2 separate regions of the Homo sapiens genome follow, and region 2 is linked to region 1. A link is a contact called in ENCODE Hi-C or POLR2A ChIA-PET data. All regions are on one chromosome and are shown on one strand. The core of a region is the stretch at or near the end of the contact, and the rest is flanking DNA. Distances in the headings are between cores, read along the strand shown.

Region 1 (3,054 bases), core at 249-2,748:
AACTCCCTTTCATATATATGTCTATCCTATTAGTCCTGTCCCTCTAGATAATGGTGACTACTACAACCTCCAACCAAAGAGAGATGAGGGTCAGTCCATAAACGTCCAGCTTTCTGTTCCTCGTAGCATTCTCCCCACTTTCTCAGTGGGTTTCCAGGGAGACTGAGCCCCAGTTGCTCTCAAGGGTAACATGCTTTTAGTTAATGCACCATCCCTTGACTTGCCAACTTCTTTGTCTTGCTTCTCAGTGGCCTCATTTGTGCTTCCCACACACCTTCCGAAACAAATGACTGCAGCCAAAACTTGGTCAGGATCTGCTTTCGGGGAACTCAACATAAGACTGGTTTATGAATGACCAGTCAGCTTCTTCAACTACAACTCCTATCAAATGTAACTGTTTTAAATGGGGTCTTTCAAAACAAATATTCTTTCCCAGATATACAAGTTCTGACAATTTCTTTTTATTGTGCTATTTCTGTTTCTAACATCTCTTATAAAATTCATGTAAATGCTGGGAATTTACTAGTCTCTTGAAATCAAACATGCATAGCTAGCTCCCTTTGCAGATGCCCAAATGCCTTCTCTTAGATGACTTTTTGCAACAGCAGCATGGTTTTCACAGAGACATCTGACATAGGCAGGAAAACAATATCAGTTTTCCAGGTTGAGCGATACTTGGGTGGTGTCACCATCATGCACAGAGGCCCTTGAATCACTGGCCTTTTCCCATCACTCATGACCAAATGCCTTCAAGCTTTGACTACTAGATTCCAAAATACTACTTCTTTGGTGTTTTGGTCTTTAGCAGATTTATACCCACCATAAAGTTGGGTGGAAGACTAGGGAATACCACGGAAAAGGATTTCTGAACTGGCTCTGCATGGGATCTCAGGAATGCTGAGGGGTGGCCCAAAGCTGGAGAGCATGATTCCAAGAAAGCAGGAAGACCCCAGGAATCCCATGGCTCTTACAGCAGCTCACCATCAGTATTCATCTCCCAGGGAAGGGGAGGCACAGGCAGCGGCAAAGCTCAGACCCAAACTAAACCGAGGAGGGGTATGGCAGAGGGCAGCCTCTGGACTGGGCCCCCTGGCCTGGCAGTGTCAGCAGTCCCCAACTTCTCCGGAAGCCACACCCAGATAGGTGGAACCCTGAGAGCCTGGCTCATGAAGAGCAGCTAGGTCCAGCTGGAAATCTGACAACAATGGAAATTTGGCAGGAAAATACGAACCATCTCCTAAAAATGAACCACCATGGGGAAAGAAATTTAAAATGGTTCTTGAGGGTTCAAAACATTGGCTTTCTACAAAAAGCCTGGCACCCATTCATAAGTGCTGTGATTTCTTTTTAATTATGCAGAAAATCGTTGAGGGAATGAAAGTATAAAGCACTTGTATTTAAAAATCCAGCAAAGCTGCTGTTGAAAGGATTGAGATGTGCTCACAGTTGAGCACAAATAGACGTCCTCGTGACTCGGCCTTGGAGCCCAGGCAGGCCATACTCAGCCCAGGCCACCTTCTGCGCAAGCCCTCAATGCGTGCCAGAGCCCCCAGCTTCTCCAAGTTCTTTCCTAAGCCAGAGCAGCTCAGGATAATGAGAAGAGATGGAAAAGACTACAATGAAAGGAAGGAGAAGGATAGAGACTTGCTGTCTGAGAAAGAGTGACGGAAGGTCTTGGGGAGGGTCATGTGGAGGGCATGCTTTGTTCTGGGAAAAGACACATGGCTTAGATCTGACTTCCAGAGAAAGAGCCAGAAACATCTAGAGAATGGCAGTGAGCGTCCCACAGGAGCCAACCTTGGAACTCTGAGAGGGCTTCTGGGTCACCATAACTTGCCCAGATCCTCCATTAGAACATAGCTGGGTGAAAAGGACCACTCTGACCCTCTGTTTCATCATCTTTAAAACTGGAACAATGACCGCTACTGAACGGCACCACCTAAGATGTGTGTGAAACACCTAGTACAGCACCTGACCCACAAAGGCTTCTGGATAAAGGTGCGCTGTGTTCGTTACGGTCACACCAGCTGCTAGAACAGCCCAAGACCTCAGTCTCTTACTTCAATAGAAGTTTATTTCTTAGTCACAAAATCCAAAACAGGTTTTCTTTATTGGCAGGCCACCTTCCACGGGCCAGGCTGGAGGCTTCCCCAGAGAGAGCTGAGTGGATATGAGGGTCAGGGACATGTCAGGGTTCAAGAAAGGACACAGAGTCCTTGGCATAGTCTGGCAGAAGAATGTCTTGGGAAGAGAAATCCACGAGCTGTCAAGGGGTCAGGAATCCTGCAGCTCAGATCATGTTTTGCTGAACCCTAAGTTAGGACAGACAATGTAACAAAGGATTTTGTTTTATTTGCTCTGTGGGAATAAATGGGAGAAACTGCCCATCCACCACCTGAGCACCTTGCCTTACCCTAAGTTAGCAGCACACACAGCTTAACCAGCCACTCACCTGGACTTACATCACTTCCTGCTTCTCCTGAGTCAGGTGAGATGGTGGGTGTGATTGTCCCAGCAACCTTGAGCAGCCAAGGGACACACACAGAGAAGCAATGCATAGATAGAGTGAACCAAGAATGGCAGGGATGGGCATGCTGGCAACAGGAGGTGGAAAGGGAGAGAGGGTTCTGGAGCCCTTGGAAGTGAGTCTCCTAGTGATGGGCCCTGCCCCAGTCTATTGTAACACACCTTGAGCAGACCATCTAGGTATGTTACAAATATTGGTGTCCTACTCCTGTACCTTGGGCCTGACTACTCCCCCAAGTTCCACATGGGAGTATCTGCAGGTCTTTGCCAAGAACATTTTCTTACACTACAGAAGGCCCCTTTGCCAGTGTGCCTGCAAGCCAAGAGGACCAGAGCATGAATGCCTCAGTGACCCGTGGAAACAGGTGTATGACTACCCAAACTCCTTCAGCCCTCTGCTGGCCTACGAGGTGCAGTGCCACAGGTGCACCTCCCAGGGTTTCCCCGAGGGATTGGGCTCTGGGCACCCACAGTGGACGCTGACTATACACCTCTTAACAGTGCTCTCCCTTTGCTTGTCTCACTCCC
Region 2 (3,054 bases), core at 322-2,821, 250 kb after region 1:
GGTGAAGCCCCATCTCTACTAAAAATGCAAAAATTAGCCAGGTGTGGTGGCGGGCGCCTGTAGTGCCAGCTACTTGGGACTGAAGCAAGAGAATCACTTGAACTTAGGAGGCAGAGTCTGCAGTGAGCTGAGATCCCATCACTGCACTACAGCCTGGGTGACAAGAGCAAAACTCTGTCTCAAAACAAAAAAAAAAAAAAAGAGAAAGAGAGAGAGAAGAAAAGGTTAGCATCACAGGCTGGGATGGCAGGGGCTCCCAGGGCCACTCATCAACATTGCCATGCCTCCGGCATCCACCACCACCCCCCACAGGCAAACAACAGCTCACGAGAAGACCCAGGTCCGAACTCAGGCTAAGCAGGGCTGGAGCTGCTTCCCCAGCAGCAGCCTGGACAGTGGGTACATGGACCAGCTTCTCCCAGGATCTGGGGCCAGTGGGGTCCTGGACCCATTTATCCTGAATCATCTGCGACACAAATGTCTGCAGCCCTGCTGGGGCCTCTCCCTGTGTGCTTGCAGAAATAGGGCCTTCCTGCCTGCTGCCCCACCCCAGCCCCGTTTCGGGACAGGAAGATAAGGTGGTGGAGCACTGACACAGGTGAGTCTTCCACACGCAGGTGTCAGGGGCGGCGGGGGCTGTTTTCAGGAAAGCCTGCCTGTTCTTTAGGTCTCTGGGGAAAAAAAACATGCTTTCCTCCCTTTGTTGGATACACATGTGTTGAGTGCCTGGTGTGTGCCAGACAGTGTAGAGGACCCTGGGAATCCCACAGAAATCAGGACAGACAGAGGCCCTGCCCTCACTGAGGTTCTCAGCCTCACCTATGCTCACCTGGAAGGATTTAGAAATCCCTGGGCAGTCTGATGGAATCAGAACCTCTGGGTGATATGCAGCTGAGGCGCTCCATTTTTTTTTTTTTTTTTTTTGAGATGGGGTCTCATTCTGGTGCCCAGGCTGGAATGCAGTGGCTTGATCATGGCTCACTGCAGCCTCGACCCCCGAGGCCTAAGCAATCCTCCCACCTCAGCCTCCAGGGTAGCCAGGACTACAAGTGTGCACCATCATACCCAGCTAATTTTTTGTTTTGCTTTTTGTAGAAACAGGGTCTCCCTTTGTTGCCCAGGCTGGTCACAAACTCCTGGCCTCAAGTGGTCCTCCCGCTTCGGCCTCCCGAAGTGCCAGGATTACAGGCATGAGCCACCGCACCCTGCCCCGGTGTGGGGCTTTCCGAAGCTCCGCAGGTGACTCCAGCACAGGGTTGAGCCCCACCTGCCTAGTGGTGAGGGAGGAGGGGAAAGGGGCAGTCACAGTCCTGGGAGACCCAGGGTTCCAGGACCACCACAGATCTGTCCACTCTTGGGGAGGCCATGAAATGATTCCTGAAGGAGTCAAAGGACACATTTTAATAATAAATGCTGGCATAGTCACAGGAGGTCGTCAAAACAGAGGGGGAAGCAGGCAGTCAGACCTACAGGCATCCTACAAACTTCCCTTGTATTCTTCCCCTTCTATGTCATCAAGCCGCTCCTCTGCAGCTCCTCTGAGAGCCTCCTGGTTCGCCCTTCAGCAGAGCAAGCACTCCGGACGCCAGGACCGTGGGGCTTGCCTTCCACAATGCTGGAGCGCCATCTGGTGGCCACGGGCAACCTCAGCCTCCTGCCGCCCGCAAGCTGGGTCCCCACCCCGGCTGAGGGCCCGCTGCGGGGGCACAGGGCGCGAGGACACAGCCTAGCACACTAGGGACTCACACTTCATGTTCTTCATCGGCAAGGGAATCATCGCGTGAAAAATGGTCCAACTTTACTCGCAGCCGGAAACTGCAGTGTGGATAGCAATAATACAGTGTCAGATTTCACCTGTGAAATTGTCTAAGAAACGAGGACAGTCCTCGCGAAAATCAAGGGAACAGGCCCTCTAGGAAGCTATTGTTTTCTTTATTTATCCTTTAGCTTTTCTTGGAGATCATGACAGAGGTGTGTGAAATCTGCTCTGCATTTGTCTAGTAAAGATCACGTGAGGAGTTCATTTCAGGTCACACTAGCACCAGGAAAGCCAGACTCCAAGGAAGATCCAAGATGTTTCCTTGTCCCCAAGATTGAAAGCTGGATCTGCCAGGGGCCCAGTGGACCCAGGTGGCTCCTCCAGTTAGGAAAACGAAGCCAGGGATCATGAGGGAGGAGCTATTATGAAGCTGTGGTTGGAACACTGAGAAACCCAGGCTGGCAAGGAGGGGCTGTGCCCACCCTAGGCCCAATGGATGAGCAGAGGGAGCAGCCACCAGAACCTGCAGGAGGAAGAGGCCTCTTGGACAGGGGCAGTGGCTTCTGGCCAGGACACAGCCAGCCTCACCAGACAGGCCCTAGGCAATGGCTGGCCTCTGTGTCCCCTCCCCCATCCCCTGCCAGGGCTCCCCATGGTCTGGGCCCCACTGAAGGTCAAGGCCTGGCATCTCTACACAAAGTGAGTGAGAGCAGAAGGAAGCCCGGAGGAGCCGGGGAAGCCTCAGGCACAGAGCTCTTTCCCCTTCTGTGTGATGAGAAGCTCAGCGTCAAACGGGAGGTATTTTGCTTTCTCCTTCCTTGATCCTTACAGCAGCCAATACAGTGATGCCACTTTTTCCAGGTGGATAACAATGTCTTATTGTTTAAAACTTACACCTGCTTATCATAGGGACAAGGATGAAAACCAATATCACCTTCCAAAAAGTGGCCACCTTTGAAATAACCTTGCCACATCAGGTGTCCAGATAGAGACCCAACAGGAAAACATCATGTGGGGTTTACCTCCCAAAACAGGGTCTGGGTTGCTGCAGTTTGGATATTTGTCCCTTCCAAACCTCATGTTGAAATCTGACCCCCAGGGCCAGACGCAGTGGCTCATGCCCGTCATCCCTGCACTTTGGGAGGTGGAGGCGGGTGGATCACCCGAGGCCAGGAGTTGGAGACCAGCCTGGCCAACATGATGAAACCCCGTCTCTACTAAAAAATACAAAAATTAGATGGGTGTGGTGGCACGTGCCTGTAGTCCCAGCTACTCAGGAGGCTGAGGCAAGAGAA

Evidence for each region. Hi-C counts contacts between places; a loop is a spot of excess contacts on that map. ChIA-PET counts read pairs that join two places held with the same protein, here RNA polymerase II (POLR2A). Pooled maps may share reads with other maps.
Region 2: a pooled map shows a loop between it and region 1 (7-fold over the local background). The contact joins two enhancer-like sites. A Hi-C loop is called at or near these places in 4 of 50 pooled maps. POLR2A ChIA-PET finds 5 or more read pairs at or near these places in 3 of 52 experiments (WTC11, activated CD8-positive, alpha-beta memory T cell and naive thymus-derived CD8-positive, alpha-beta T cell).

What each region holds. Positions count from the first base shown.
Region 1 is chr2:237,319,838-237,322,891 of GRCh38, forward strand. No RefSeq gene overlaps it. Among named protein-coding and RNA genes, the nearest start is that of COL6A3, 93 kb to the right of the region's middle. Within about 2 kb of position 1,499, at least 13 of the 41 ENCODE cell types and tissues checked have a DNase peak (open chromatin) inside an H3K27ac peak, as active enhancers do.
Region 2 is chr2:237,570,545-237,573,598 of GRCh38, forward strand. No RefSeq gene overlaps it. Among named protein-coding and RNA genes, the nearest start is that of PRLH, 5.5 kb to the left of the region's middle. RefSeq lists a silencer at 1,549-1,734 and an enhancer at 2,328-2,863. Within about 2 kb of position 1,572, at least 2 of the 41 ENCODE cell types and tissues checked have a DNase peak (open chromatin) inside an H3K27ac peak, as active enhancers do.